Linked DNA regions of Homo sapiens: regions 2 and 3 are each linked to region 1. Evidence: chromatin contacts called from ENCODE Hi-C or POLR2A ChIA-PET data. All regions are on one chromosome and are shown on one strand. The core of a region is the stretch at or near the end of the contact, and the rest is flanking DNA. Distances in the headings are between cores, read along the strand shown.

Evidence for each region. Hi-C counts contacts between places; a loop is a spot of excess contacts on that map. ChIA-PET counts read pairs that join two places held with the same protein, here RNA polymerase II (POLR2A). Pooled maps may share reads with other maps.
Region 2: a pooled map shows a loop between it and region 1 (6-fold over the local background). The contact joins the enhancer-like site here to the promoter of EDC3 in region 1. A Hi-C loop is called at or near these places in 9 of 50 pooled maps. POLR2A ChIA-PET finds 5 or more read pairs at or near these places in 4 of 52 experiments (CD4-positive, alpha-beta memory T cell, activated T-cell and naive thymus-derived CD4-positive, alpha-beta T cell).
Region 3: a map of head of caudate nucleus shows a loop between it and region 1 (2.2-fold over the local background). The contact joins the enhancer-like site here to the promoter of EDC3 in region 1. A Hi-C loop is called at or near these places in 11 of 168 maps with a recorded cell type or tissue (Caco-2, Calu3, IMR-90 and 7 more) and 13 of 50 pooled maps. POLR2A ChIA-PET finds 5 or more read pairs at or near these places in 9 of 52 experiments (A673, AG04450, CD4-positive, alpha-beta T cell and 6 more).

What each region holds. Positions count from the first base shown.
Region 1 is chr15:74,694,646-74,697,347 of GRCh38, reverse strand. EDC3 (enhancer of mRNA decapping 3) reads left to right here and starts at 1,324. Exons shown (of 7, transcript NM_025083.5): 1 at 1,324-1,468. RefSeq lists an enhancer at 1,275-1,364.
Region 2 is chr15:74,798,967-74,801,668 of GRCh38, reverse strand. CSK (C-terminal Src kinase) reads right to left here. Exons shown (of 13, transcript NM_004383.3): 5 at 2,178-2,397; 6 at 1,164-1,257; 7 at 923-988; 8 at 747-846; 9 at 567-657; 10 at 74-147. Among named protein-coding and RNA genes, the nearest start is that of MIR4513, 12 kb to the right of the region's middle. RefSeq lists enhancers at 138-987, 1,167-1,461, 1,466-1,585, 988-1,839, 2,115-2,702 and 1 more. Within about 2 kb of position 1,393, at least 20 of the 41 ENCODE cell types and tissues checked have a DNase peak (open chromatin) inside an H3K27ac peak, as active enhancers do.
Region 3 is chr15:74,629,264-74,631,965 of GRCh38, reverse strand. It overlaps CLK3 (CDC like kinase 3), which reads right to left. Exons shown (of 13, transcript NM_001130028.2): 13 at 1,765-2,259. The coding sequence ends at 2,083. EDC3 (enhancer of mRNA decapping 3) reads left to right here. Exons shown (of 7, transcript NM_025083.5): 7 at 1-1,408. Among named protein-coding and RNA genes, the nearest start is that of CLK3, 15 kb to the right of the region's middle. RefSeq lists an enhancer at 2,141-2,641. Within about 2 kb of position 1,370, at least 3 of the 41 ENCODE cell types and tissues checked have a DNase peak (open chromatin) inside an H3K27ac peak, as active enhancers do; they include OCI-LY7, where a contact is called at or near this core.

The DNA.
Region 1 (2,702 bases), core at 75-2,574:
TATCAAGCCATGAAAAGACATGGAAGAACTTTAAGTGCATAAGTGAAAGAATCCGATGTGAAAAGGCTGCATACTGTATGATTCCAACTATATGGGATTCTGGAAAAGGCAAAACTATGGAGACAGTAAAAGGAGCAGTGGTTGCCAGTGGTTAGGGGACTGAGAAGGATAAATAGGCAGAGGACAGAGGATTTTCAGGGCAGTGAAACTATCGTGTATGATACCATAATGGTGGATACATGTCATTACATATATGTCAAAACCCACAGAATGTGCAACACCGAGAGTAAACTCTAATGTAAACTATGGACTCTGGGTGATAATGATGTGTCAAAGTTGGGTAATCAATTGTTACCAAATGTACCACTGTAGCACAAGATGTCCATGAGGGGACAAGTTGTGTATGTGCCTGTGTGTACAGGGGATATATGGGAACTCTGTACTTTCTGTTCAGTTTTGCCCTGAACCAAAAACTGCTCTATAAGTGTTCATTAATAACAGTAATTTTAAAAGACAAGGACCCCTTCTGACCTAGGGAATCTCTGGTGATGGAGGGGGAAGGGTGAAGCAGTCCCCTAGAAAGTGTAGATTTTACAAAGTTCTTCAACTGATTTTGTAGAGCTAGGTTTGGAACTGCTACCCTACTCTATGCTATTCGCCCAAGTAGTGGTTCCCAAACCAGGTGTCAGGCTTCAAGGCTGTGCAATATTCCTCATTACACGGTCTTGGCCCTAAACGCATGCTTTCCCGTCTCCCCACAAATCAAGACTCTAAAATGCCAGGGGTAGAAGAGCGGCACTTTCCTGTGTACTGAGTATGGGGGAAGGGAGAGCAGTCAAGCACGGACTGGCTGATTTTAACCCCCAAAAGGGCTGAAGCTGATACGCTTTGAAGATCGACCACGGCAGGAATATCTTGTTTTCTTTAATCCATCAGGGGGTTGTCGCACTTATTAAGTCCCACAGCTGCAGTTTAGCACGGAGGGGCTGTCACGTCACCAGGCCTCCCTGAAAGTCCTCCGCTCCAGCTCTGCGATTGGCGCTGGGGTAACAGGAGGGGAAGCGGGTGCTTTTCATCGAGCCTGCAAGAGGGGGGCCCAGGCATCGAGGCTGGGGAGTCGTGGGTAGAGCCCCGATTCCAGCCAAGACGCCACAGGACATAAGTAAGCGTGGAGGGCAAAATGACTACCCAAGCGCAATTCTGTAAGGCCGAAGGGACGTTCTTCCAACCTCTTAAATTTCCCGGGTGCCACGCCCCTCAATTGACGGCCCTGGATTCCAAGGTGTCGCGCCGGAAGTGACCTCACGGTGGTGGCGTGGAGACGTGGGGGCGCTTCCGGCAGCGGCGGCGGTGGTGAAGGCCGATGCTGTGGGGGTGGGCGTGGAGAGAATTCTTCTGTGGGTCCTCTGGTGTTGAGTGGTCGGCTTGGTGTGGTGTGCGGAGGAGCTCCAGGCCCGTCGGCGCGGAGGTGGGAGCGAAGGGAGGCTACTGGTTTGTGGACGGTCGTGGGAGGGGGCTGCCGGGGTTGCTTTAGGCTTCAGAGTTCCAGGCCTCGTAGACCTTTATAGAGGCAGGCAGGCAGGCAAGAGCTGGGGGCTTCATCGGATGAGCAGGGGACCACGTACTACGGGCGGCCCCAGGAGTTTGGTTTGAGGTGGAAGGCTGAGGACTGCAGGATTCTAAATAGTATGGGGATTGTGTGGGGAGTGAGGCATTAGCTGCTTGGGCCCTTAGTCCAGCCTTGTTGGTGGCTGCTGCAGTTCTTTGGCTCACTCACTCTGTTCTTCGTGCCTCAGTTTCCCTTTGCATAATGAGATACGGTGGCAGAGAAGAACGCCAGTGCCACATCCATGACTGATAGCTTGAGGACGGAGATGAACTGGAGGGTAGAAAAAGAGGATGCCTGAGAAATTTATACCTACCAGGTCACATCTTCGAATCCCAGGAAGTTATCCCTGGATTCATTTCTGCCTTTGATGCAAGTCTGTGGTTCTTTTCAGTACACTTTGTGTGATATTGATTGTATGTATCAATACTTGACTTGCTGAGTGGTTAAAGTGTTTTGGTTTGTGGGAGGCATAGTCCTTGTTGGCTTGGTCAGTTAATTTTCAGTTAATCTCCCAATAGCAATTGCTTCGCCTAACTCTTCAATTGGGAGATTAGTTGAAAATCAACTGACCAAGCCAACAGTCTTCTCCTGTGGTTACAGGTGAGGAACTCGCGACCCAGAATGGTTTTTCTTCTCTTCCTTCGCCACAGACCAAACCGATTTCAGTCTGCTGTCTCAAATACAGGTCTTCACCCCACCAAAACAGAAATGGCTGTCTCCAAGCAGTTTAGTATTTCAACTGGACACCCAGATGGATCCTAATCTTTTTTTTTTTTTTTAATGAATGGCAGATTACGTGTACTGAGCACAAAATCCTCTTAGCTAGTTTCTCTGTATGATGTAAAAACATGACATTTTGTTTATTACCAATTTCTTGGTAGAGCCTCCTTGGCATAGGGCTGTGGGGCTAGAAAAGTGTCTCAAAATTTTTTACCTGTGACCCACAGTTAGATATATTATACATCATGACTTATTGTGCCCCTGCACACTCAGTGTGTACACACACACACACACCAATGAAAAGTTTACTTACCCTTTCTACAGAAGATGCACTCTAAAAAAATATTGGTTGCAACTCACTAAATTGAGTCTG
Region 2 (2,702 bases), core at 144-2,643, 100 kb before region 1:
CTCAGACTGGGGCTCCCATAGCAGGGCAGGGTACCCCTCAAACCCTACCCATCCAAGAGGCTGCTTCACTCACAGCGAGAACTTGAGGAGACAGTCTCCGCCCAGCACTGACCGACCCCTAGACCGCAGGTAGTCCACAAGGCTCCCCTGGGGGCAGGAAGGACAGACCAGGCCGAGGTCAGACGTGCCCTGCAGCCCTCTCACACAGCACGCTGGGGCCGGGTGGGTGTTGACACTCCAGGGAGGTGTGAGACAGGGAAGGAGTGGGGAGGGGCCAGAACATCCATGCCGGACACTGCTCTGTGTTATTCATGCCTTATCCCTTGACTCTCACAAATCTCTAAGTTGTTATTATCTCCATTTCCCAGATGTGATGCTGAGGCTTGGAGGTGACATGATTTGTCCAATGTTACAGTCAATGAATGGTAAACCAGGACAAAAGCCCAGCCCTGGTGACCTAAAAGCTCACTTGGGGTCGGGGGACTGAGGGAGCAGGGGCCCTAGAGCACAGTGGGGGTTTCGGGGCAGTTGGAAGGCCTGAGTGCCGGGTCTCGGCAGGTGCCCACCTTGGCCATGTACTCAGTGACGATGTAGAGCCCGCCCTTCTCCTCCACGATCACGCCCAGGAGCTGCACCAGGTTGCTATGCCGCAGTTGCCTGGGGCAGGACGAGAGTGGTCAGAAAGGGGAAGCTGGTGCCTCACTCCTAACCTAGGCCAACCTCCCCCCTACCCCGCCCCCACTCACGTCATGACTGAGGCTTCAGCCAGGAAGGCCTGGGCAGTGGCGTCGTTCTTAATGCACTTGACGGCGACTTTGTTCCCTCGGTAATCGCCCAGCATCACGTCTGGGGGCAGAGAGGTGGTCTTGTTCCCAAGTTCGGAGTCCCTCAGAACCCCCCCAGGGGGCCCGGCCCAGCTCACCTCCGAACTCCCCCTTCCCGATGGTCTGCAGCAGCTTCAGCTCCTTCATGTTCAGGGCCCAGCCGCCTGTGGGGAGGGGCCAGTGAGGGCCTGGAGGCCACTAGGGACATGGCTGGGATGACAGAGGCTGACTGGACTATCAGGCACTGGGGTTCTCTGGAGGTTCCTGGATGGGGCAGTGCCAGGAAGCCTGCGTGGGAGGAGGTGGGTGGGCAAGAGGTCTGGGGTGGGGTGCACTCACTGCGGTAGAACTCATCCTGGGCCGCCACTGTGCCCTCCATGACCTTTGGTTTAATGAGGCGCGTACAGAGTCCATCTGCGTCTGAGGTGTAGTGCTGCAGGGTGTGGGGGGCAGGGTGCTCAGAGACAGCCCAAGGTGCCCCATATGCACCGTCCAGGCCTGACCACCAGAGGGCGGCAGAGGCCAGCCCCGCCTAGCCTGGAGTCACTGAGTGGGGAGGGCTCCCCATTTCTGGTAGGGCAGGGGTTAGGGAAGTCCCAGATTATGACGTATGGCCCATTTCCCATGCCACCCTACATGCGGTTGCTGGACACTCAGCTGCTGCTACCACTCTGGGCCCCATGGGTATCTGATGCAGAGGGCAACCCATGGCTCAGTCCTGAAACCAGCCTCTAGCCAGGAGTGCCCAGGACCCCACCCTCACCTGCCACAGGCCAAGCCAGGCCAGTAGGGGAGGGAGATAAGAGTGAATACAGAGGGACACGGGAGGCTTCCTGTGGCTACCGGATGCCAGGTGTGGCCTGGCCAGGGCTGGCAGAGCTGGCCTGGGAAGCTGCAGGGACCTGTGGGCATGTCCGTGCAGGTGCGAGAGCCTCAGGGGCCCTGGCGATCAAGGCGCATGGCTCATGTTTCTGCACACGCTTCTGAGCATGCAGGTCTGTGAGTGGCTGGAGGAAAGTTAGCTCTGGGATCAGACAGACTCAGATTCTAGTCCTGGCACCAAATTATATCTGTGGGACCTCAGGTGGGTCCCCTAACTGCTCTGAACCTTCAACTCCTGGTCTATAAAATGAGGATAAGGCTCCCCTCCTCATGGTGGCACTGTGGGGTCAGAGGTGAGTCCTGGCACGCAGCAGCTGCTCCACCAAGGTGTGAGGAAACAAGGGCTCACAGAAGTTGCCCCACATGGCTGGTCACCACGCAGAAGCAGTGGGGCTGGAGCTAGAAGCCAGGGCCCCAGATGGGTTTAGGGTGTGTGAGGGTGGGAGCAAGGCTCTGTACCCCCCAGCTCACCTCCACCAGCTGCATGAGGTTCTCAAAGTACACCTCCTCGTCGATGCTGAGCTTGCTGGCATGGTACATGATGCGGTAGTGCTCCACCTTGCCGTCGCAGCTCACGCACAGCGTGTAGTCTCCGGGGTAGTTGGTGCTCTCCCGCACCAGGAACAGGCCTGTCTCCGGCGGGTACAGAAGCCGCTCAGCCTGCTCCCGTGTGATCTTGCCGTGGAACCAACTGGGGAGCAGCAGGGCTGGAGGTCATGGTGGCCCAAAGGTACTGACCCTGGCTCCCCTTTCTGAAGGGGTTCCCTCTGCTTGGCACCCGTGGCTCGCACTCGCTCAGTCAGGCATTTGAGGCCCTCTTCTTCTGCTCCCTGTCCCTTCTTTGCCACCCTCCTGCCTCTGCCCCCAGCCCTGCTCTGTGAGGTCCCGCACCCGCACCCTGCACCTCCTCCTGAGGCCCTCCCCAACACCCAAGCCCCTCACTCTGGCCTCCCTGCTTGCTCCTGATGCTCCTTCAGGAGGACCAAGGCCCCTTCC
Region 3 (2,702 bases), core at 121-2,620, 65 kb after region 1:
GGAAGGGGGCGGCATTAGGATGGTGTTACTGTATTGGGATTTTATGTTGTTCTGTCGTCTTCAGCACAGGTAGTATAAGGTTATATTACTGTAGAACCACAGTGCCCATCTTGCCAGCAGTGCCCGCCCCCACCCTCAAAGCTGAGCAGGTTGAGCCTTTGCCTAGTCTGGGGCCAGACCCCTCAGATGGGGATATCCCTGGGGGAGCCTGGTGCTGAACCAGAAGAGGCTTCCTGGTGCTTCTGTCCTAGGCCACCACTCCTCCAGCCCTTTGCCCGCACATACATGCCCCACCTACTCTTTCATCCCCTCTGCCCTTCCCCTGAAACGGTCCTTTGCAGCTGTCATCCCAGAGCAGGCAGATGGGCTCCCGTGCTTGAGCTCCACCCCAGCTCTTACATCATCTGGGCTTTGAACCTTTTACATTTGTCCAGTCTAGATGAGTAGGCTTGGGGCCAGCACCCTGTCTCAAAGATGGCAAAATGAGGCTAGTTCTGGATGAGCTAGCTGGTGTGGGTTCCAACCATAGGAACACACTGATGCTCAAATCCTAAGGTGCCAAGCTCTAGGCCCTGGAGGCTGGTAGAACAGGATCTATGCCTGGAATCCTGGCAGGGATTCCTGTCAAGGACTTGTGTTTAAGCCTGCTTCAGGGCTTCAGGCTGCTTCTGCTCTGTGTCTGCCCAGGCTGGCTGAGCGGGTGGATGGGTGGACAGAAGGGCTCACCAAGGATTGTGGACATAGGGTAGGCCCTGGTACCACGGGTTTCAGGCTGTTATCACTTCCCTTGTAGGAACATAGCCAGAAGCAGATGAGCCAGGGTAGAGGGCTGGCCCCTCCTCTCATCTTCCCTTCAGTCTTAAATTGTCTCCAGCGATGGGAAGAGGCCAGGGACTGTAACCCTTGTGCTGTGTATTCTCTGAGCCTCTGCTCACTCTCAGGGCCAAGCAGCTCCCAAGCCGGGGCCCTCTCTTGGCCAAAATCTGAGGAGCAGTCTAGGTTACAGGCTTTTTGGTAGGTAGGTTCTGGCTGCCTGTTAATGCAGTTAGGCCCCCTGATTAGGTACAGTGAGAAACAAGCTAGAACAACCCTGGCCCAGAAGACTGTCCACTCCAGCAAGATCCAGGGATGATAGCCTTGCAGGGCCACTGGGAGTTTGTGCCCAAGCTTCTCCCTCTTCTCTCCCCAGGGGGCACTGGGACTGGTCCCTGCCCTCATCCTTAGCCTGGGCCTTCCCCAGAGGTATTAAAGAGAAGTATGATTCCTCTGTCTTCAGTTCTTTTCAGGGGCATCCTGCCCATAGTACCCAGTTCCCAAGGGGCCCCCAGTCACGTGGTGAAGCCTAGCACTCATGCAGCTCTTAGGGAACCAAAAACCAGCACTGAAATAAAGCTGAATGACTGACTGAGTCCTGTGCCGTGTGACTTGCTCTGTAGGCTGTCATGAGGTGCTGTCTGTCCCAGCCTAGGAACCCGCCCCACTCGTCTCCTGCCCTCAGCAGGCCATAGTTGTTGGGCACATACAGCCTAAAGTCCTGGCCAGTAATGGGACTGGCAGGCTGTGGAAAACCAGACCCCACCTGGCTAGCCACGGTGGGCTGATTCCCTTAGGTTCTCTGGGGCTGAGAGGTACAGAAGCCAGCAGGGCAGAGGTGCCATCTAGGACTGCTCAGCAGCCTGGGCCCAGAGGATGTCCCCAATTCTGGTCTTACCCCTGCCTAGCTCTTCTGTGCCTGGCCCAGTTCACACTTAGCTCTCCACAAGCTGAACTGCTAAGAAAGACTTTATTAATAAGGTCAGGTAAGGGGAAGGCAAGGAGCCTGGAGATGGACACACTGGTACCAGGGGTTACAAACAGTAAGAAACACTTTATTATAACTTTATAACATATAAATAGCTTGGGTCAAATCTGTGCTTTCTGGCAGCTGGGCACCAAGTCTGCTCCCCTGCAGGCTCCTGCCTTCCTTCACATTGCACTGTTCATTGGGTGGCTCTGGCCTGGGGCCTGGCGGTCGAGGCTGGAGTCAAGGGGCTGGGCGGCCCAGTCCCGCCCTCCATCTCCTCATGCGGTGGCCTGTGCCTGTCATCTGCTTGGGTTGCGGCTGGTGTGGAAGGACCGCTCCTCAGGGGTCAGGCCAGCAAAGAAGGGGTGCAGCAGGGCCTCGGCCAGTGTGATGCGCTGGGCAGGGTCAAATTCTAACATCCTCCTCATCAGGTCAAACAGCTGCACGTGCTCCAGGGAGTCTTGGAGCATGTAACTCTGCTCAGGGACACAAGGTGCCTCAGTGTGACGGCAGGGTCGTGGGAAGCCACAGCAGGTCCCCTTGCCTCTGGGACGCCTTGCTGGACTGGATCGAGGAGGCAGTGATGCCTCCTTGGAGGACTCTACTTCCGCCCTCCTGGACAATGAGCAGCTCCTTTCCTTTCATGCCTGTTTAACGTTTTGCTCGGAACTTGCCAGGCTACTAGGTGTCTTGCTGGGTTGATGCCTCTGCCCCCACATGCAAAGTCCTGACAGGTGGGTAGAGATCACCTCTGCGAAATTCACTTGTCCGAGCACCAAATGCAGTTGACAGAGGCTTCCTGGCCATGTCTAGGTCTTCCCTCCCCCTCACCTCAGTCCTGCCTAGTTCTTCCCAAAATTTCGAGGAGAGAGAGGGACAGGAAGCAGCAGGGCTTCTGACATCTGGCTCTTCTGGTGTT